Linked DNA regions of Mus musculus: region 1 is linked to region 2. The links are chromatin loops, found by intact Hi-C in ENCODE. Cell type or tissue: gastrocnemius. All regions are shown on one strand. Each heading gives the region's core, and the rest is flanking DNA. Links, peaks and the distances in the headings are about the cores only.

Evidence for each region. Peaks named below come from ENCODE experiments on the same cell type or tissue, not always from the same donor. Only the 100,000 strongest peaks of a DNase experiment are listed, where the experiment ranks them.
Region 1: a loop joins it to region 2, with 7 times the contacts of the local background. A loop is called at or near these places in 28 of 42 quality-filtered maps.

What each region holds. Positions count from the first base shown.
Region 1 is chr4:33,286,495-33,298,481 of GRCm38, forward strand. No RefSeq gene overlaps it. Among named protein-coding and RNA genes, the nearest start is that of Rngtt, 18 kb to the right of the region's middle. In gastrocnemius, for the core only: CTCF peaks have their summits at 4,662 (motif pointing left) and 6,495 (motif pointing left); a DNase peak (open chromatin) is centred at 6,478.
Region 2 is chr4:33,118,462-33,130,448 of GRCm38, forward strand. No RefSeq gene overlaps it. Among named protein-coding and RNA genes, the nearest start is that of Gabrr1, 8.1 kb to the right of the region's middle. In gastrocnemius, for the core only: a CTCF peak has its summit at 6,235 (motif pointing right); DNase peaks (open chromatin) are centred at 6,225, 7,108 and 7,414; H3K27ac peaks cover 380 bases.

The sequences.
Region 1 (11,987 bases), core at 4,153-9,152, 170 kb after region 2:
GGCTTGAAAGAGTTAATATATCTATTTGAAAGGTTTTGCTTGTTTAAACTTGGGGTTTCATGTAGCCCAGGCTGGCCTCAAATTTCCTTTATAGTCAAGGATGACCTTGAATATCTGCCCCTACCTCTCAAGTGCTGGGACCACAGACATGTGCCACCGTGCCTGCTCATCACTGCTGAGGATAGAACCTAAAGCCTCATGCCTGCTGAGCAGCACTCTACCAACTCAACTCCCTCCTCGGTCCTTTAACACGTTTTAAGGTACCTTTTAAATACCAGAAGAACAAAATTTTCCCTATGTTCTTCATGTACAAGGGGTCTGCTTTTATTATTGAGGTTAATGGAGGTGAATAAGAAAAGTCGGTTCTAACTAAGATGTAATGCAGATGCAGGGCCGCTGAGATGCTGGGTGGCTAAGAGCACTGGCTGCTCTTTCAGAGGACCTGGGCTTGGTTCCCAGTGCCAAATGACAGCTTGGCACTGCCCATAACTCAAATCCAGGGGACCTGATGTCTCTTCTGGTCTCCAAAGGTACCAGGGATGCATGTGATACATAGACAGACATGTAGGCCCAAACTCATACAAATCAAAATAAAATGTAAATATAATTATCTTTTGAAACCTTTCCTTAAGGCATGGGGATGTAGCTAAGCTGCAGAGGGCTTGCCTCTCCGTACAGCATACACTGGGAGTTGTGGTCCCATACTATAATTCCAGAAATTGAGAAGCTGAGCCAGAAGGCTCAGTAGATTTTGGGTATATGGAAAGCTTAAGGCTAGTCTGGGCTACAAAAGACCCTGCCTCAATTAAAAAAAAAATCTTGATCCTTCTTCAGGGTCTACCCACATAAATATAGTCATCACCTCCCACTACGAAAACTTCTCTTTGCAACAGACAGACCATTATAGAAAATTAAAACTAATCAAAATGTAGAGTTGTGTAGCCCAGTCCCACGGATAAACCTCCAATGTGACTCCTGTTCAGTTGTGATATATCATAGAAGACGAGGGCACACAAAGACTGTAAGAGCCAGAACAGCAGGGAATTTGCTGTGATATGTCTTCTAGTATTGGCAGAAGTCACACTCATAAGGTTGCGCCAACACAACTGCCCAATAAGGAGCTGAACTAGAGCAACAACAGACATGTGAACAATTATGCCAGGAAACAGCCGTGAACCCCAAAAGACCACCAAGAAGCGGATTTCAATGTAATTGAAGTAGGGTCTCTGCCAACCCTGACACAGCAGGAAGGTGGAGCCCTGAGCCTAGTTTCAGCCAAGCATGTAGAGAGGCAAGAAAGGGTCATTTAGCCTGATACACTTCTGATTGGGGGCCCATTATGGCCTTAACATAATTGACTGGTGCTGGGAGCCAAACCATAAACCTAACTTCTGTTTTCCTCCTGATTTGTGGTTGTTAAGAAGTGAAATGTTAGAAGTGGGCTTGTAACCTGGGGGTGTAGATTTGTTGGGGAATAACCTGGAAACTGGTGCTAGACACAGGCCTTGTTTGGGGGTAGCCTATTACTTAACTTGAGTTCAACCTTAGGTCAGACTCTCTAAGATGGAGTCTGAACCCAAAAGATTTGTTCCCTCACTGACATGGATGGGGGTGGGAGCCCAGGAGACTTCAGTGCCTCACAGAGAACTATAGACAACTAAGAAATAGTCTTCCCCAGGGAAGAGCACACCAATCGTATCCATCACCAAACGGTCAGTTCTGAAACCATACATACAAGTACCATTATTCAGTCTGAGAAGGTTGTATTCATGCATTTAAGTGTGTGTGTGCTTATGCACGTATGCATGTGTGGAACAACAACTAAAGGAAGAGAAGCCATAAGTTTGAAAGAGAGCAATGTGGGTTGGGAAGGTTTAGGAGGAGAAAGGTGAAGGGGGAAATGATATGTTATAATCTCAAAAAAACCCCACAATTATTAAAAATTCTTTTCCTATTTTATATCATTCTTGGAGAGTTACTTTTGTTTTAATGTTTAAACATGTGTGTGTGTGTGAGAGAGAGAGAGAATAAGAGAGAGAGAGAGTGTGTGTGTGTGTGTGTGTGAGAGAGAGAGAGAGAGACAGAGACAGAGACAGAGACCACATAAGGGTAGGGCACACCCCACAGTGCTTGTACAGAGGTCAAAGGACAGTTTGGGGAATGGATTGTCTCCTTCCATTACGTGACTATAGGGATAAAACTCAAGTTGCTAGGCTTAGTGACAAGTGTCTTTATAGTGGAGCCATCTTGGGCAGCCCTGTTTTGATTTTAGAGCCTGACTCTTGTAAGAGGGCCCTGGCTGGCCTGGAGCTCACACGGATCCTCCAGCTTCATCATCACAGGCAAATGCTACCATGCCCGGTTAGTGAAGATTTCTAAGGACCAGGCTGCACTAGGATTATAACTCCCAGAGCCAGGTTGTGAGGGGATCTGGCTTGATAATCCCCCAAGGAGTTCCACTACCCAAAGGGCCTGATGACACACTGGGTAGAGTTGGCTAGAATATATGTAGTTTTTTTCTCCTACCATCTCAATAATTCAGGAAAGCACCCCCTTAGAGAAGAACCCCCATAGAGATGTATTTTCTGTTTCATATGGTTCCAGAAAGGTATAGAGACTCTCTCTCTCTATGCCCTGTCTCCAGAGTCTTCCTTCCCAGTCTACACAGCCAGCAACACCTTCCATGACTACAGCGATATCTGAAATGCTCACCCACATTACAGAAGCGATTAGATAACAATCTCTTTGGTTGCAGAGCAGTCCTGGGGATGCATTTGAACACAGTGCCGCAGGCTCCTCTCTGAGACTTGGCACTGCAGCTTACTGATCACCTCTTAGGAAGCCCTGCGTCTGCAATTGGGTCACCTCAACCATTTTGTATTAACTCTTAGTTTGCTGTATATGGTGAACGTACCGACCGCAAAGCTGACTCCTTACCCTATGATATCTCACCAAATATATGCTCACTTCCCCATTTTGATTGACTTTAGGCGAATGGTAGAATGAAACTTTAAATACAGACCCAGGGTCCCCAACAAATGGTGTGAAATGACGGTGTTATAACAGGAAGGGTAAAATCATTCCAACACGGCAACCGTAAACCTCACCACCACGACATGCCCTCAGTGAGTTCAGATGACCCAGTCCTGCCCTTACCATTGGTGTCTTTCTGTAACTTCCTTCCTATTTACAGTCCCCAGGCAGAAAAACTTACAATGCAACACACAACAAAAACAAAGCAAACTCACCAGGAACCACCTCTCCGGGAGCTTGCTGATCCTGCTAAGACTTAGTGTGGTGAGACTTCTCTGATTGAATCTACACCCAATCAGTCACCAGCAATGAGAAGAAACTCAGACTTAGTCGGTCTGGGTACCAGGGATTTAAAACACTGCAGCTCACTCTCATGGGTAGCCAGGACTGCACCCCAAACCAAAACTTCCTCACATGAATCCACATTGGAACAACTACAATAATATATTTTGAAATCTCTTTCTTACCTCAGCCCAAAATGATTATGATGTGGTTTAAAAAAATTACTTGTTGCAGCAGGAACCCCACTGAAGGGAGAATGCTTGTCTGTCAAGCTGGCCACGGCCCATCTGGGGCTGAGAAAGTCAGTGTAGAAGCAAATTCAGGTACATTTTATCATTCTGGTTTCGGTTTGTCAGGCAACAAGGGGCAGATTTTACAGAAAAATAATTCTTAGAAAACCCCTGATTGGTTGGGGTAGTGTTTCTAGGAGGCTGATTGGACCAAGACTGTTTCCAGGCAGTGGATTGGTCGAGTGGCTGTTTCCAGGCTGTCTAGCCAGTGGATTGCATGGTCTCCAAGGGTTACTCAGACCACAGTGTGCTAACAGGTCTTTAAAGCTTGTGTTTTGGAATAGTAATTTCCCCTATTACAAAAGCGTATTGAAGAAAATGCCAGCACTCTAAGAACACCTCGCAGGGACACTGCCCATTTCTAAAGTGCATCTTCCCTAAGGGCTGCGAGTACTCTCTGATGCAGAAGCTTCCTAAAAGGATTTTTTATTCACAGCTCAAGGGAGTGGCTTGGGCTATTCCATAGAAAACTGGGGGGCTTTTAAAAAGGTAGCCATAGGCCACAGAGTATAGTTCAACTGGTGGCTTGTTTTCTAGCTTCTCTTTCTACTTCTTAAGTACGTAAAGCCATTCTTATTTGATATTGGAAGGAAAACTTGCAAGAAAAATGTAGATTGGGCATGTTAGTTCAAGACTAATCCCAGCACTTAGGAAGTGAAGACAGGAAGGTAAGAAATTCAAGTGTGGTCTCTGGTATGTAACAAAGCTTAGCCTGGGTGGCATGAAACCTTATCTCAACAAACACAAAGAAAACGGGGGCTCCAGGCTATCCTAGTGGGGACAGTGCTTGCTATGCAAGTGTGAGGACCTGGGATTTTAATCAGTGAAGAGATCAAATTCCCAACACTGATGTAGAGATAGTTTATTCAATTCTTAGTTTAGAAAAGCATCTCCCATGTTCAATATTAGCTACTAACCTCTTATATGAGGAAGCTGCAAGAGGGCGGGGAGATGGCTCAGCAGTTAAGAGCACTTGCTGCTCTTTCAGAGGTCCTGAGTTCAATTCTAAGCAGCCTCACGGTGAATCTCGACCATCTATAAAGGGATTTGATGCCCTCTTCTGGCATGCAGGTGTGCAAACACTCAGACATTTTAAAAAAAAAAAGTATCACTAGTTTGAGAGAGAGAGAGAGAGAGAGAGAGAGAGAGAGAGAGAGAGAGAGAGAGAGAGCGTGCTTCAGGACTGAGGCAGGAGGGTCAGGATTTCTAGGTCATCCTTAGCTATATAAAGGGCATTTGAAACCAACATGGCTTACCTACCTGAGACTCTGTCTTCAGAGAAATAAGTGAAATGCAGAATTTCAGGTCCACGCCAAACCTATTGAATTAGATTTTACATTTAATGACCTCGCCAGGTGATGTTGTGCCTTTCAAGTTTCAGGGGCAAAGTTAAAACCTTGGGCCCCGAAAGGTTAATTTTTTCCCCCTTAAAATCTAATATACATATAGAGTCCAAGCTAGCCTGATTCCAGGTCTTCCTGCTCGAGCCTCTGGAGTACTGAGCTTACAGGCACGCACTGCATTACCTGGCAGTCTTCAGCTAGGTGTGACAGATGGTAGAATGCTTGAGCTGTGTGGGTGATATGGTGATAGGACACTGTGGTTGTAGAGGCTGGAGCAGGAGATCCTCCTGGATCTATAGTAAGTCTAAGTAACTATATAGGCTTGGATGTAGGTCAGATGATAGCATGTTTGCCTTATAACGTACAGAGTTCTGGGTTTTGTTTGCCTCTGTCCCCAGAGGCGAACAAAATGAGATGTGATAGAAAGCGCCTATAATTCCAGCACTCAAGTAGAATAGGGACCATCAGGAGTTCACGTTCATCCTTGGGTACTCAGGGAGTTTGAGGCCACCCTGGGACACGTGAGACTCGGTCGCAAACAAACACAAAACTTGCAAACCAGAAATCAATGAATGAAAGAAGTCCTGGTTGAGAGTCAATAAATCTGTAGTTTTGTAAAGTTGTATGTGATGGCACACACCTATAATACCAACATTTGAGGGGGGAGGGGAGGAGGAGGAGCAGGAGCAGGAGGAGAAGCAGGAGGAGGAGGAGGAGGAGAAGGAGGAGGAGCAGGAGGAGCAGGAGCAGGAGCAGGAGGAGGAGAGCAGAAGCAGGAGCAGGAGCAGGAGGAGCAGGAGCAGGAGCAGGAGCAGGAGGAGCAGGAGCAGGAGGAGCAGGAGCAGGAGGAGCAGGAGCAGGAGCAGGAGCAGGAGCAGGAGCAGGAGGAGCAGGAGCAGGAGGAGCAGGAGGAGGAGCAGGAGCAGGAGCAGGAGCGAGTTCTAGGTCAGCCTGGGAGACAGAGCCAGACCCTTCTTTTCTCAACAGGAAAGAAAACATCTGAAACCCATAAGTGACAGAGCTGGGGTACGATGAAGCTGTCCTGGCAGATTGCAGTTTTTCATATTCTCCCTGAACTGAGAAACCCGATTCTCTCAAAGTCTACAGGGTCCCATATCTATTAAGCATAGCTGTGCACACCAGCAATAATTGGTGTGAAAACTGTCTTATCTCAACTGAAAGGGAAATCAGCAGCCCATTGAAATCGGTTGAACATCATTGAAAACAGTTGAACTAAGTTTTTTATGGCACACAGAAGCTGATAATTATTATCTGTGAAAGGCACAGCAGTGCTTAGAGAGCCCCCTCCCTCCCATCATCATTACACCTTTGTAATGAGGTTACCGACATGAGCTGGACAGCCAGAGTACCGGAATAGTCACGGCTACTTAATCGAGGTAGGTCAGGCTGGCCTCTGCTACTATGAATCTGGTGGTGGAGCCAAATCCAACATTAGGAGTGGAGCTGAATTCAAGAAAACTTGACCAGACCTCATTTCTTTTGAGTCGCAAATCAATGAGGTGGATTCCCTGGGCTGTAGCGCCACCTGGTGGAAAAACATTAGGTGTAGCATTATTCCGATTTCATGGACGGAAAAAACGGAAAATAAAGTTTATTTTTTCACCCGATTCTATCTAACTCCTCAGTAGTCGGTGTATACAGTTTGGTTATTTGCGATACTTAAGGCTGATGATGGAGTTAGTTGGTAGAGGACTTCCCTCAAATGTGTGGTGACTTGGGTATATTGCCAGGCACTGCATAACCCATACAAGGTTGTCCACTTGGAAGATACAGGCAGGAGAAGTTCAAGGGCATCTTCTGGTTACATAGATGATTTGACGTCAGACTGGGATTCATAAGATTCTTTGTTTTAAAAGAAAGCAATAATTGCATCACTGAGTCCATTCTGTCTTTTTTTTAATATTTATTTATTGTTATATATAAGTACACTGTAGCTGTCTTCAGACATCCCAGAAGAGCGCGTTAGATCTCATTACAGATGGTTGTGAGCCACCATGTGGTTGCTGGGATTTGAACTCAGGTCCTTCAGAAGAGCAGTCAGTGCTTTTAATTGCTGAGCCATCTCTCCAGCCCCCATTCTGTCTTCCAGTCCTGAGAGAACGAATGTCTCAGAAAATTGAGTGCCATTTGTACTTATCTAATGCTGCATTTGTGTTCTCTTGCACGGGCTTTGCTGTTGTTAAAAGATTTTTCGAGATAGGGTTTCTCTTTATAGCCCTGACTGTCCTGGAACTCACTCTGTAGACCAGGCTGGCCTGGAAATCCGCCTGCCTCTGCCTCCTGAGTGCTGGGGTTAAAGGTGTGTGCCACATGCTCGGCTTTTATTTGTATTTGTATATAAAAGATTTTATTTGTATTCATGTGTATGTGTGTAGATGCCTGACATGCATGCTAAGAACCAAAGTCTAGTCCTCTGTGAACCCAGCAATTAAGTGCTCTTAACTGTGGAGTCTCTCTAGCCCGTTGTCTGATTAGCGAATGAAGGAACCACAGATGATGATTGAAATACATTGAAGAGAAGTAGCTCAAGGCACTCAGCCAGAGATGCCAGACCTGCAGGATTCTGAGCCTCATGAAAGATGCTCTTTCCTAGATAGCTCAGGGATGTAGCGATCAGAACTAAGTTGATTTATGGAAGATAGGGACACCAGCTGGGACCGGAAGCTGTAACTTTGGCTACTTTGAAGCTGAGGTTTAAGGCCACCAGTCTAAGGCTTTCATGGGCTACAGAGTAAGTTTAAGGTTAGCTTGGATGATTTATCAAAACTGTGTGTGTGTGTGTGTGTGTGTGTGTTGAAATTACAACAAACCAGGTAATGCTGGGACATGCCTTTAACTCTAGAATTTGGGAGGCTGAGGCCGGTAGATCTCTATGAGTTAGAGGATACCCTAGGCTAGGTATTGAATTCTAGGCCAGCCAGGGTTACATATGAAGACTCTATCTTTAATATACACATTTAAAGCTAGAGGGACTTGCCTCAAATAGGGTTTCACTGTGGTGACGATACACCATGACTATGGCAACTCTTACTTATTTGTTTGTTGGTTGGCTTTTTTTTTTTTTTTTTTTTTTGGTTTTTCGAGACAGAGTTTCTCTGTGTAGCCCTGGCTGTCCTGGAACTCACTCTGTAGACCAGGCTGGCCTCCAACTCAGAAATCCGCCTGCCTCTGCCTCCTGAGTGCTGGGATTAAAGGTGTGCACCACCACACCCAGCTGTTGGTTGGCTTTTGAAACAGCACTTTTTTGTGTAGTTCTGGCTGTCCAGGAACTAGCTCTGTAGACTAGACTGGCCTTGAACTCCTGCCCTTGGGATTAAAGGTATGCACCACCACTGCCTAGTTCATGGAAAGTTTTTTTTTTTTTCTTTAAAGACTTACTTATTTATTTTATGTATGTGAGTACGCTGTCTTCAGACTCAACAGAAGAGGGCATCAGATCTCATTATGGATGGTTGTGAGCCACCACGTTGTTGCTGGGAATTGAACTCAGGACCTCTGGAAGATGTCTTAGATGACCTCTAAGCCATCTCTCCAGCCCCCGTGGAATGTCTTATAAAGGAAAACATTTAACGGTTTCCAAGCTTTAGCTCATTATTACCTTGGTGGGGAGTGTGGGGGTGTGCAGGTAGACATGGTGCTGGAGAAAGAGATGAGGGTTCTACATCCAGACCAAAGGCAGCAGGAAGAAAATGATGCACTAGGCCGGGCTTGAGCTTCTGAGACCTCAAAGCTTTCCCACAGTGACACACTTCCTCCAACAAGGCCACACCCACTGCAACAAGGCCACATCTCCTCATACTGCCTTTCCCTATGAGCCTATAGGGCCATTGCCTTCCCTCTGTTGTCTCTAGACTTACTATCAAGCCTGCTGTGGCCATCCCTAAGGAGCTCCTCCTCCCAGTGCACTTTATCCCCTGCACACTCCATCCCTTGGTGAAGACTTAGGGTCTGTTGCCCTGCTAATTAAGGTTGAAGTCTACCATTGCCCTGATAGCTTTCTGAGCTTGGTACAGAATGGCGGACTTCCTTTGTCAGTGAGGTTTCCTCTTCTCAGCCAGAGGGACCCCCAGACCCCACCCCCTATACCTGTGAAATGTCACATAACCTTGGTTAAGGTTACAGGTCCAGCTTCCTATCTCCTGATAAGAACCCGTTCAGCAGGGACCCGAGATTTCTGAAATGCTTCCCCATGCTAATGAGGCATCTTGGTTCCTTAAACCTTCAGCCAATGGTCCTTCCCCACCGTCCTGCCCCCGGCTCTCCCCAAAACTATATAACCTTTGAATCATCCACATAAAGCTGATCTGTCTCCTCACGACTGGTCCCCGTCGTTATTGTACATACTCACAGGGATCCTGAAGCCCAGCCAGCATCTGTCATCATCCCCTGTGGACCTGATATCAGCGAGCGACGTTAATTAAAGTGTTCGGCTTTGGTAGTCTAAGACACTTGCATTAGTTCTTCTAAATCTCTGTCCCTTTTGGAAAACATCCATTATCGCCTTATAAAATAAGAGCTCAGTGTCTTATGAAAGCTAATCTATAATTATATGAGCTGGATCAAAGGGAATCCTACACTATTATAAGGGCCTTTTAAACACAAATAAAATAGCAGTACAGGTCACAGCTTTGCACAGTGAGCTCTCAAGAGATGAAAAGGTACCTCCCCCAATCAAACAGGTGATTTCATCAAATAGAACAAAAAAGACATTGCTTCAAAGATTCCCTTTGGCTGTAGAGGAAGGTTTTTTTTTTTTTTTTTTTTTTTTTCCAGGTACCAACTACCAACCAGCCAGTGCCAGAGCAGCCAAAATACAGGACATAAACCCTTAGGTTTTACTTCTCACCGCAGACTTGTTTGAGTTCCTCCTGTGAACCTGACCACATCGACCTCAGAGGTGCTGCATGGGATTCACCTTCAACAACACCAACAAGAAAGTGTGCCAGGTCGCTAAATAGTTACAGATACATTTACATATGGAAATTCATCCAATCTATTTAGTATTTTGCTTGGTATATACCTAAGTGATTAAAATAATGCTAATCTTGATTTTAGGAAAACCACAAATGAGGATGATATAATCCCCTGCCCCATTAGTTGTATTTTTGATATGTTCATTCAGATATCACCACGAAACCACATCTGGGTCACGATTGCTCCTGGACCTGACATGATCCAGAAGTTTCTTCCATCACGGCTTTATCAGTTTTTCCTCTTTCCTCTTCCACGTTCCTGCTTATGATTTAGTCTCATCTGTATCAGATCCAAGGGACATGAAATAAAACATTAGAATAAGGTTTGGTCTCCGTGCAAGTACAAGCTGTGATGTTGGAGGAGGGTCTTTGAACAAGTGAGCTTTGTGAAAGGCTGAACTTCAGTGACTGTGAAATGGTGGGGATTTTGCAGATCTAGGGCCGGATGATCTGCAGCTATCTTCAGATTCCTTCATGGCTATTCATTGTCCACCTCTGTGTTTGAGCTAACAGGCCTATCGCAGGAAGCCTTTTGGGATACACTAACCTGTATTAACCAAAAAAGCACCTGGGCTCTGGAGCAGAGCTTTCCCACTCTTCTGTGATGGCTAACCTCAAGCGTCAACTTGAGAAGACATCCAGCTACCTGGAAGATGGGCCTCTGGAAGTTCCTGTGGGGACATTCTCATTGGGATGAGGTGGGGTGAGATGCACCTACTGTATAAAAAGGAAAACGTGAGCTGAGCCCCTGCGCACTTTGCTCTCTGCTTCTTTACTCTGGATGTGAGGCGACCTCAGCTGCTTCAAGCTCCTGGTGCTGTCACTTCCCTGCAAGGATAGCCTGGAACTCTGAGCTTCGAGCCAAGATGAGACCTTTTCCCTTGAAGATTTTTTTTGTCAGAATATTTTATCATAATATCAGGGAAAAGTAAGCTAATACAGAAAGGCGGTGTTGAGGAATGGGGCCTTTGAGGTGAAATGTAGCGGCCAGCAGCCCCAGGTTCCTGGCATCCTGAAAGGAAAGCTGGAGGTGGATGGGAAGGATGGTAAGAAAAATAATGAGCCAAGACAAAGTTCTCTGATCAAGGCTCGATCTCTAATTGTAGGGTCTTGAATTTAAAGTGGGGAGACCCATCCCCCACTTTGCGAGGATCTTGATCTCGGTGTTTTGTGTGTGTGTGTGTGTGTGTGGTGGTGGTGGGGGATCTCGTCAGGGAAGCAAGCTCAGGCTGTCCCTGAACACAGGGAAAAACTTTCCCAGGCACTGTTTGCAAAACAAAAGAAGGTCACAAGCTTCCCTGGGGCTGTCTTGAGCCCTGCATTAACTCATCTGAGCATCTTGGCCCTCCTGCAATAAGGACCGATTTTAGAAGAACAATTCAACTGTCTATGCCTCTAATTTTTGATACTCTTTCTTAAGATGACTTACAGTTAAAACGTTCTTCACAACTTTGGTGTTGTGAAAAAATGGCCCGTACTGCAGTTTCCTGCCAGGCAGCAGCTATAGCCAAACTGATTGTTTGAGGGTCTAATCTATGCACAAAGACTAGCTAGATAACTCTGTCCCAGTTTTGTATGAAATGAGCTGTATTAGCACTCTCATAAGATGATTACTCTTATAATTATCCTAATTACAATATACAGGTGAATTAAAGATCTTACATTTGTAATCAAACTGCAAGCTGCAGTCAATGGAACATTGGCAAATTTAACCATGATTTTTAAGTTTCTTTTGCAATATTAGCATATATCTATAACTTTTGGAAAGCAAGACCCAATTTTAAACAATTTATTTTCCTTAAAATCAATACTAGAAACATCACTATCACGTTACGAAGTTTGGCTGCCAATTCGTTAATGCATGACAGTTCAAATTTTAATGTTCCATTAAAGAGACATTGTTTTAAAATCTTATCTCTATAAGTCTACTTTTTAGGATAAGAATTACATAAAATATTATCTCAATTTAGAAGTATCTTTAGAGGCCTAGTTTTCTGGGCTGGTTTATGCCACATGTTTAAAATGACTCTAACCCTGAGTTACCA
Region 2 (11,987 bases), core at 4,025-9,024:
TGGGGCACAAAATCCAAACTTAGGCACTCGATTCAGGCTTAGGCCACGAGTTCCAGACACAGGAGCCAGACGAGAGAATCCAGGCACAAGAGTGTGGAGCCATGGCGACTGCAAAAGCCTAGGAGAGACCAAGAGAAGGAGATGGTGCAGCTCAGGCAACTGCCCCTTCTGGTCTGGCCGGTTGCTGGCGCCTCAGGTGGGCATAGGTCACCTGGCCGCTGCAGTTTCTCCGGCCAGCTGCTGCTGCAAGTGCAGTGGGTGGAGACCACAGGCTCCCAGGCAGGACCTAACACATCCCTGAGCCCCGTACCTGGAGCTGCACCTTTCTAGAAAGAAACAAAGGCTGAAGATCTCAGAATCAGTAATGCATGTTCGGAACGGGCAATTTGCAGAGGACAGAGTTTAAAGAAACTTAAGTACAGAAATAATTATCAAAGATTGAAAGTGGTAAAAGAGAAGTAATTGGAAATATTTTGTAAGTGTGCATAAACACTGAAAATAGGAAACTATAGACCGTCAAAGAAAGAAATACTAAGTTTAAATATAATAAAGTGAAGTCTCTGAAGGAAGAGTAGGGAAGGAGTTAAAAATAAATGGAAAACACTGTCAGAGGGTGTTTGGACCCTGTATAGGTTTGTTTTAATTATAAACATAGATCTAATTATGTGTTTGGTAATAATTGCAGTTTTTTATGTCCGTTCTAAGAAAGATAAAAGTAAAGTAGAATTAAATAAGGAAAGAACTGAGAGATGGAATGCTAGATTAAAAGCAATAAAACAGAAATTAGAGGATTTTTCAAATCAGAAAAAGAATTGTCTTGCTAGGTCTGAGAAATCCAATCGAAAGCCTATGCTGCCACCTAGTGGTGATATTTCAGGGTGGCAGTCTAGTCCCATTAGAAGACCAACAACGATTTTTTTCTTTTTTCTCTTCTCTTCTCTTCTCTTCTCTTCTCTTCTCTTCTCTTCTCTTCTCTTCTCTTCTCTTCTCTTCTCTTCTCTTCTCTTCTCTTCTCTTCTCTTCTCTTCTCTTCTCTTCTCTTCTTTCTCTTTCTTTCTTTCTTTCTTTCTTTCTTTCTTTCTTTCTTTCTTTTTTCTTTCTCTTTCAACTACAATAAGACAGCTCCAGGTGAGAGAAACATACAAGGCTGTGAAGATTTTGGATAGAAGCCCATAGAGATGCTAGATCTAAAAAGATTTAAAGAGGCAATGGTAGCTTATGGCATACAATCACCTTATGTGAAACAGATGCTTAATAACTGGCCCATGCAAAATGGTATAATTCCAAAAGATTGGAAAGATTTCATGTCAGCCATCTTACGACCTGGCCCTCAACTACAATGGTTGATACGGTGGAGAGAAGAGCTATGGAGCAATGCAATAGGACTCGAGAGGCATTAACATTGCCAGGAATCAGTTGCTAGGTGAAGGTTAGTGTGCTGGGTAAAGAATTAACTCAGCAGATTATGTTCAATGATGCCACCTTAGAGCAGTGTTGTACAGTAGCTTTAAATGTTTGGGACAAGGATGAACAATGGGGAAAGTGGTCTGACTTATTTACAGAAACGTATTTACCCAGGGCTCAGAAGAATCTTTCACTGACTGATTTATTTTATATGTGTACACTGTTGCTCTCTGCAGACACATCAGTAGAGGGCATCAGATCCCATTACAGATGGTTGTGAGCCACCATGTGGTTGCTGGGAATTGAACTCAGGACCTCTGGAAAAGCAGCCAGTGCTCTTAATCACTGAGCCATCTCTTCAGCCCCAGGCTAGACGTTGTCCCCAGGCCTCAAACCCTGACTCCATTCTTGTCTGCCACTCCCAGAGGCACCTGGATGTCCAAGAGTCTGAGAATCCCATGACCCTGGCCTCATCGCAGGCCTGGAGACCCCTGAACCAACTCAGACTTTCCAGCATCTCAGACTGTGCTTTCCTGCCCCAGGAGGGCGTCTCCGCGCTTCCCTACAGCCCAGGGTCGGGTAAGCTTGGTCAAACTTTCCACATTCTGCCTCCCCAAGCAGCCATGCCCAGCGGAGGATCCACCTAAAATAAGGGGTTTCATTGTGACTTTCCTACACATTCATAACACGTTTTGATCATATTCCTGCTCCATCACCCTTGCCCCCATCTCCTGGCTCTCTTGCTCTTCCTAAAATCTCTCTCACACTTTCATGTTTTCTTTTTAAAATCTAGATTCCTTATCACGTGGCAATTGTCCTTCTGAGTTTGTCTCATTTCGCTCAACTTGATCTCTAGTTCCACCCCCTTTCCTGAAAACCACGTGGTTTCATTCTTACTTATGGCTGAGTTACTATATGTGTGCATGTGTGTAGTTGTGTGCCAGGCTATCCAGTTGTGATGCACTGATGGGAGTTTAAGCTGACTGCGTATGGAATTCCACATGCCTGATTCCACTAGAACCTCTTGGTGTCGTGTGGCTACTGTGGATAGTGCCGCAATACATATGGGTGTTCAGGCATCTCTGCTGTGTGATAACTTTGTCTCCTTCCATGACATATCAGCGTGAGTTGGTGGACCATATGACTCAGTAGAGAGGCTCAAAAACAAAAGCCTTCTGAGCTCTTGTAATTGCAGAAAACAGCCAGGGCCCAACACAGAAAGGGTTCTATAACAAGCCTCTCTCCTCTCATTTCTGGGAGGGGAGCCTCCTGGTGGAAGAAGAGGCCTTATTATAAAATCTCCGCAGATGCTATGAGCCTGTCCTTCATGTAGACGCATCTTCAAGCTGACTGATTCAGTCTGGCTTCTCTCAGCTTCTCACTGAGTTGCTCTGCTTGGCTTCATATTAACTCTGGCAATTTGTTCTAATCTTCTGGCTCCTTCTCATTCTCTGGCTTATTCTATCTTCACCTGTGTCTAGCATGTTCTTTCTCTATAACCTGTCTGTCCCAGTAAAACTGCCTTCTTCCTTCTTTTCTCTCTCTCTTAAGTAGCTTCCCTCTCCTCTCTCTTCTGAGAGTCAGGCATATCCTATTCTGTCAAATCTTTCCCTTATTTGTCACTGTGTCTGCCACTCAATTACGGCAGAAGAGTACAGGTTACATTAGTATTTCTGTCCTCCCCAAGACCTCAAGGCATGTGCAATTAGGGCAGAATTACATCCAGCTGACTAGGAAGGATGGCCGGATACTCAGGAAAGGGACTTAAGAGGGAAGGTAAGCAGTCAGTTGCCCAACTATGATAATCTTTTGCCAGCCGGCCCAGCAGAATTCCAGAAAATGGTGCCAGTCACTTGGAGGAGGTCCTGAATGACAAGGTATGTGTGTAGGGGGTGTGCAGGTGCCTGTGGAGGCCAGAGGTTAAGGCTAATACTTTCTTTGGTGACTCTGCACCTTTTTAAAATTGGGTATCCCATTGAACCTGGAATGGCTAAACTGGCTAGTGAGCTCTAGGAATCCACTTGTCCACGTTGTTTCCCCGGTGCCAAGGTTATATACCCAGGCCTAGGCTTTCTGTGTAACCAGGACGCTCAAATTCAGGGTCTTAAGCTTGTGCCGCAGGCACTGCAGCAATGGACTCATCTACTAAGCCCTAGAAAAACATTTCCTAATCTAGCATCCAAAAATCTCTTCATGCTCACACTCCTCGGAGGTGTGTTGCATTGTCTTAAATATTCTGTTGCATTCAGTCTGAGAACATCTCCCCTTGTCGCTCATCCTTGATATCAGCAGGGCACTGCGACTCTCCAACCACGCTGAGCTCACACTGCCATCTGGAGGCGTCACATCTGCTGCCTCGGTTTCTGTAGCTGAACGGTTGTCAAGGGGGCTGACATTGGGGTCACCATGGAGTTCTATTGGTTTTTCCCTTAAGTTCCTCCAAGACTCTTATTCTCCACAGAAGCCTCTTTCAGTTTGCTTAGCAAAATTGAGCCATGTGGTACTGAACAATTCCAAATGTGCCTCTGTCTAGATGTTATCAGAAGGATCCTGGACTGCACTTTAGAAATCACCTGTTGTTTGCTATCCTAATGAGACAAGGAAACCAAGACCAAGAAACTCTGTTGAATTTTGCCTCTAGTATGTAATGTTCAGTCGAATTCCTTTTTCTTAGGGTCTCAAAGAAAAACTACCACATGATATTTATATGTGACATGTATTTATACATTTAGAAATATATACATATATTATATATGCATATATAGGGATACACAAATATATATACACACACACATATATATATATATACATATACATATGTATATATATAAGTTACTAAGTACATAAATATGGCCTCCTCAGTCTGTATAATATTACTTGTATGTATATTTTCAGGGTTAATCATTTGATTGAGAACCATTGGTGTGCTGGTTCCTGAAGATTTCTCCCACTCCCAGAATTCCTTGCTTGTCTGTAATTCTTTGGGTATGGTTAATGCTCACTATCACCCACCTACTATCTCACAGAAAATTCCCTGATCCCCTAGCTCTTACAGTCTGACTTAGGGTTTTCTTGCTGTGAAGAGACACCACGATGAAGGCAGCTCTTGATGTGGGAAGCCACATGTGCCGTTGCAGAGTGGTGCTAGCTACTGCTGGCCACCACGCATAAGTTTGAACAAACAACCAATGTGTACATATGCAGTAAAGCTTTTTGCCAAGTCACTGCCTGGCCCGGGCATGTTAATGAGGTACTGAGAATATAACCAATCAGATGTGAGACATGCAAATGAGGTATGTTAATGAGGTTCTGTGAGGTACTGAGAGAGAGTAGCCAATCATATGAGAAACATGCAAATGAGGCATAGTGTATAACCAATCCAGGTGTGAGACACGCCTCTCCTAGGCCTATATAAGCAGCACCAGTTCTGGGCTCGGGGTCTCTTCACCTCTGCAATCAAGCTCTCCCAATAAACGTGTGCAGAAGGATCCTGTTGCAGTGTCGTTCTGTGGGAAGCCACATGTGCCGTTGCAGAGTGGCACTGACTACTGCTGGCCACCACGCATAAGTTTGGACAAACAACCAATGTGTACATATGCAGTAAAGTTTTTTGCAAAGACACTGCCTGGCCCGGGCATGATAATGAGGCTTTGAAAGTATAACCAATCAGATGTGAGACATGCAAATGAGGTATGATAATGAGGCTCTGTGAGGTACAGAGAGAGAGAGTAGCCAATCAGATGAGGAACATGCAAATGAGGTGTAGTGCATAACCAATCCGGGTGTGAGACACGCCTCTCCTAGGCCTATAAAAGCAGCACCAGTTCTGGGCTTGGGGTCTCTTCACCTCTGCAATCAAGCTCTCCCAATAAACGTGTGCAGAAGGATCCTGTTGCAGCGTCATTCTTGCTGGTCGAGTGCGGCGCGCACAAGATCGTTCTTGTTGGTCAAGTCGGGCGCGCGCAAGAACAAAGGACAGTTTCAGAGGTTTAGTCCATTGTCGTCATGATGGAAATCATGGCAGCATACTGGCTGATGTGGCGCTGGAGATGGAGCTGAGAGTTCTACATCTTGATCTGAAAGCAGCAGAAGAAAACTGTTCCTGGGCGTAGCTTGAACTTATATCAGACCCTCCCTAGCCCTGGTGCAACACTTCTTCCAACAAGGCCTCATCTATTCTGCAAGGCCATACCTCCTATTAGTGCCACTCTCCATGGGCCAAGCGTTCAAACACGTGAGTCTGTGGGGGCCGTACCTATTCAAACCATCACGCAATCCTTCCACTTACTCTTCCAAAAGGATCCCTGGGTCTTAGGAGTGTTTCATAGATGTATGAGTTAGGACTGGACTCCACAACTCTGCATTTTGATTGGTTGTGGTTTTCTGCAGTGGTCTCTGTCCGTTGCAAAGAGAATTTTCCTTGATAAAGCATGAGGACTACCCTTATCTACATATCTAAGGACAGATACTTAGAGTGTCCTTAGGGACTCCGCTGGTTTAGTAAAGTACTTCTCTAACATCCATGACTTCATGAGGCCTGAGTAGTTGGCTGAAACCACCAGGCATGATTTCACCCTTGTTGAGCTGGTCTTAAGACCAATGGGAGAGCTGCTGGTTACTGCCAAGGTCTGTGTGCCACTGCTGTACCCTTGGTGTTCTCTTGCCACGCTGGTTGGTATTGTGGTTCATAGGCATCGCCGTTGGGTAGGACCGTTCTTCCTTTGCAAGCTTCATGGTGCCTTCTGGTCCTCAAAGGAGGAAGCTTTACAAGTTCCAGCTCAGGGGCTCCGCGTCTGTGTCTGAACAACAGTGATTTACCTTCCACCTCTAGAGGGCAACCAAGGGCAGCAGCAACAGTCTGTAATGTTTGGAGACTCTTGGAGAACCCTGCCTACCAACTCAACAGAGGGCTTCTCATGCCTGATGCTGGGGGTTTGGTTGATAGTCTTCAGCTCTTGAAGGAAGCATTATCAGCCCAGGTGGGAAATTTTCATTTAAACTATGTATTTATATACAGACTTAAGTGTATGGTAGATACTTAACAATATAATTCCTCAGACATTCTAACTGTTATTTTACCCTCCTCTCTCTCCTGTATTTGTCTCCCTTTCCCTCTCTAATTAGACACCCCCTCCCACTTTGCCCAGTCAGATCACGTGTGCCCTGGTATCCCCTCTTTATTGCCTGATCACCAACAGTGGCCCCCTTTTCTTTTTACTTTTCTGGTTTCTGCATTTATTTTAAGATATGTTCTCACATCTGAAGACGTTGAGCTGAAAGTCTCAGATGACAGAGAACATTTGGTATTCGTCTTTATGGGTCTGGGTTACCTAGCTCACTACGATCTTTTCTAGTTCCATTAATTTCTTTGCGAAACTCATGATTTGATATCATCTTTCTTTACAGCTGAATACATATACACTGTATGTATACTACAGTGTGGGTCCCCAGACCAGATAAGGGATGGTAGAACATTGCTCACACCTCAGACATCTCTCAGAGAACAGAGCAGGAATGGGATCTCTCTCTACCCTGATGAGGCTTGGACCTACTCACCTCCATAGAGACAAAAGCCACATCTCCATAAAGCCAGATAGGCCACTGTTTCCCTCCAGAGAACTGGCTTCTCAGAATCATGTGACCGGCAGTCTGCTAATGTAGCTGATGCTCTCGGAAGGCCCTTGCCTCTGCTGCAGCTCCTCCCCCTTGCCCTCCCTCTTTCTTCCCGCCCCCCTCCCCTGACTGGAGCTATATAAGCCAGCCCCACTAATTCAACAAACAAGCTGTTCTCTAAAACAGTCTCACAGGTCATTCACACTCACCCCCACCTGAAACCCCACTGCCCAGCTCCTCCTTATCCCGAGCCTCTGGATGATCAGGGGCAGGGGACCGCACACCACATTGTCATTATCCATTCATCTTTGAAGGGTATTTAGGTTGTTATTAATAGAACAGCAATGAACATGGCCAAATCAATGCCTGTGGAGTCGGACAGCAAGTGCTTTGGGCGTGTGCCAAGGAGTGTTAGAGCTGGATCAGATGGTAGGATTATTTTTAGCTTTGTGAGGATGCTCCACACCGGTTCCCACCGACAGAGAATGAGGGATTCCTTCCTCCGGCATCCTCTCCTGCATTTGTGGTTAGTTGTTTTGCTGACCTTTGCCATTCCCACTGGGATAAGATTGAAGATCTCAAAGTTGTTTTGATCTAAATTTTCATAATTGCTAAAGAGATGCTGAATACTGTTTTAGATATTTTTATCCACTTTTATTTTATTTTTTTATTTTGAGAACTTTCTGTTCAAGTTCCAGGTCCATTTTTTAAATGGGTCCGTCCTTCTCTTCCTTCCTTCCTTCCTTCCTTCCTTCCTTCCTTCCTTCCTTCCTTCCTTCCTTCCTTCCTTCCTTCCCTCCCTCCTTCCCTTCCTTTCTTTTTCAGTTCTTTGTATATTCTGGATATTAATCCTCTGTCAGATGCATAGTTGACAACAATTCCCCCACACTCTGTGGGCCTCCGCTTCACCAGGGTGATTATTTCCTTAGCTGTGCAGATTTTTAGTTTTATGGCAAAGTTGTTGACTTTAACTCTTGGGCAAATGAGTGCTACTCACAAAGTCCTTTCCTACACCTATATCATGTAAATCATGTAAGGTACTGCCTGTGTTTTCTTCTAGAAGTTTTGGTGTTCAAGTTTCTTAGGTCTTTGATCTATTTGCAGTTAATTTTCATACAAGGTGATAGATTTGGGTCTAATTTCATCCTTCTGTGTGTGGGCATCCATCTCCCCAGCGGTATTTGTGGAAGATGCTTTCTTTTCTTCAGCGCATGTTTTTGGCTTCTTTGCTAAATGTTAAATGGCTGAAGTCACCTGTACTCATGTTTGGGCCTTCAATTTTGTTCCATTGGTCTACATGTCTGTTTTTGTGCCAGTACCATATAATTTTTATTACTTTGGGTCTGGAATATAGCTTAAGACATGGAATGGTGGGGTAGGAGAGATGGCTCAGTAGTTAAGAGCACTGGCTGCTCTTCCACGGGTCCTGAGTTCAATTTCCAGCAACAACATGGTGGCTCACAAACCATCTGTAATGGAATCTGGTGCCCTCTTCTGGCATGCAGATAGAGCACTCATACATAAAATAAAAATTTTTAAAGAATCTTAAAAAAAAATCTGGAATAGTAGTCCCTACCCCCAGCACTGTTCTTTTTGCTCAGGACTGTTTTAGCTGTCCATGGAATCACAAATTCATATGTAATTCCATGTAGATTTTAAGATAGTTGTTTTTTTTTATCTTTCTATGAAGAATGAGATGCGGATTTTGATTGGAATTGAATTGAATCTATATATAGCTTTTGGTAAAAGGATCATTCAAAAAATATTAATTCTATCAACCTAAGAGCATGGGGGTATCTGTCTACTTTGTAGTGTCTTTGTCTATCTCTTTCTTTCGAGGTTTAAAATCGACACTGTAGGACTCTTCACTTCCTTGTGTAGGTTTATTACTAGATATTTTCCTTTCTTTAAAGCTACTGTGAATGGGAGTGTGCCCATGAGTGCCTTCTCTGTATGTTTGTTGTTGATGTATAGGAAAACTATTGATCTGTGAAAGTTGATTTTGTATCCTGCCACATTGTTGGATTTATCATTTGTAGAAATTTTCTGGTAGGATTTTTGGGATCTCTAATTTGGCATGTCATCTGCAAATATGGACAGTTGACTTCTTTCCCTATTTGTATGCCTTTAATTTCTTTCTCTTGACTTATTGCTCCAGCTAGTACTTCAAATCTAATATTGAAAAGAAATGAGGATAGTAGATGGCCTCGACTTGTTCCTGACTTCAGGGGGATTGCTTTGTTTTTCTCCATTTTCAATGATGCTGGCTGTGGGTTTCTCATAGATAGCTTTTATCATGTTAAAAGAAGGTTCCCTCCAGTCTTCTATTCTCTGAGACTTTTATCATTAAGTCACTTTGGATTCTGTCAAAGGCTTTCTCTTCGTCTATTGATGTGACCATGTGATTTTTATCTTTATATCCATGTGGTTTATCACATTTATTAACTTGTGTGTATTGATTCATCCTTGAATCTCAAGGGTAAAGCCAACTTTTTCATGGTGGATAATGCTTTTGGTATGTATCTGTATTTTGTTTGAAAGTATTTTATTGGGCACCTTTGAGTTTATACTTATTAGGAATACAGACTGGCCTGAGCTTTTATCTCCTTGTGCCTTTACCTGACTAGGATATTAGAGTGACACTGACTTTATAGGAGGCATTTGGGAGAGATCCTTCGGCTTCTGGTTTTGAATAGTTTAAAAAGCATTGCCTAGAACACCCAAGCTACAATCCACAAAACATATGAAACTCAAGAAGAAGGAAGACCAAAGTGTAGATACTTTGATCCTTCTTAGAAGGGGGAACAAAATACCCATGGAAGGAGTTACAGAGACAAAGTGTGGAGCAGAGACTGAAGGAATGACCATCCAGAGACTGCTTCCCCTGGGGATCCATTCCATATACAACCACCAAACCCAGACACTATTGTGGATGCCAGCAAGAGCTTGCTGACAGGAGCCTGATATAGCTGTCTTCTGAGAGGCTCTGCCAGTGCCTGACATAGAGAAGTGGATGCTCACAACCATCCATTGGACTGAGTACAGGGTCCCCAATGGAGGAACTAGAGAAAGTACCCAAGAAGCTGAAGGGGTTTGCAGCCTCATAGGAGGAACAACAATATGAATTCCCAGAGCTCCCAGGGACTAAACCACCAACCAAAGAGTACACATGGAAAGACCCATGACTCCAGCTGCATATGTAGCAGAGGATGGCCTAGTCGGTCATCAATGGGAGGAGAGACCCTTGGTCCTGTGAAGGCTCTATGCCCTAGTATAGGGGAATGCCAGGACCAGGAAGCAGGAGTGGGCGGGTTGGTGAGCAGGAGGAGGTGGGAGAGGATAGGAGGTTTTCAGAGGGGAAACCAGGAAAGGGAATAACATTTAACATGTAAATAAAGAAAATATTTAATAAAAAAAGAAAAGAAAAAGGTCTTCTTTAAATGTCTTATAGAATTATGTTGTGAATCATCTAGCTTTGAACTTTTTCTTTGCTGGAAGGTTCTTTAATTATCGTTTCAATCTCCTCACTGTTATATATCTGTGGTGGTTTAAATGGGAATGGCCCCCATAGGCTCAGGTGTTTGATTTCATGCTTTTCAGTTGGTAGAAATGTTTGGGAAGTGGGCTTGTTGGAGGAGGTGCATCAGTTTGGGTAGGCTTGAGGTTTCAAAAGTTCACACCATTCCCATTTAGTTCTCTCTGTCTCTGTCTCTCTGCCTCTTTCTCATTTTATGTATGATATCATTTAATTCTGATGTGTCTTTGTCTATTTTTTGTCCAGATGACCTGTCTACTGGAGAAAGTGGGGTGTTGAAATCACTTACTATTGATGACTGGTTTTAATCTGTGTCTTTAAATCCAGTAGTGCATTTTTAAAAATGTCTTCTTAGTTAACTACTCCCTTGATAAGAATGAAGTGTTTCTCTTTATCACTTCTGATTAATTTCAACTTGAAGTCTATTTTGTCAGATATTAAGATAACAATGCCTGCTTGCTTCCTGGCTCCATTTGATTAGAGCATGTTTGTTTATTCTTTAAGGCAGTTTTTATCTTGAAAGCTGTGTTCTTTGTAGACCAACCGACAGATTTTGTTTCTTGATCCACACAGTCAACCTATGTCTTTTGATCAGAGAATTGAGGCCATTGTATTTAAAGTTGTTATTGAAACATGTATGCTAGTTGTGATCACTGTGTTGTTGGTAATCATGGATTTGTATTTCTTTCCACAGTCTATTAGCTGTGCTCATTCTTCTTTTCAGCCCACAATATTGCTTCCTAAATTTCCTTTGTATTTGTTTTTTTAGGTGTAATTTTAAAATTTATTTATTTATTTTATGTATATGATGAGTACACTGTAGGTGTCTTCAAACACCAGAAGTGGGCATCAGATCCCATTACAAATGGTTTTCAGCTACCATGTGGTTGCTGAGAATTGAACTCAGGACTTCTGGAAGAGCAGTCAGTGCTTTTAACTGCTGAGCCCTTTAGGTATAATTTTAAAAGACTTTTTATATTATGAATTTTTGCTTTCTCCTTGAGCTATGGCAGATAGTTTTGCTGGGTATATTAGTCTCGGTTTCCCATCACAGTCTTTTAGGACTTTGAAAGCATTGCTCCAGACTCTTCTGGCTTTCAAAGTTTCCAATGAGAAATCAGCTGTTACTCTAATGGGTTTTCATTTATATGTGACTTGTGTTTCTTCTCTTGATGATCTCAATACACTTTCTGTTATGTATATTTAATGTTTGGACTATGAGATGCTCTTTTCTGGTCTTGTTTATTTGGTATCCTGTATGCTTCTTGTATCTGTGTGGGTGTGTTCTTTTCTTAGTTTGGAGATGTTTTCTTCTATGATTTTATTGAAGATCTGGTCTATGGCACTGACTTGGGATTCCTGTGCCTTATCTATGACTAGTATTCAAAGATATAGTTTTTTCATGGTGTCCCATATTTTCTTTCCTATGTTTTAA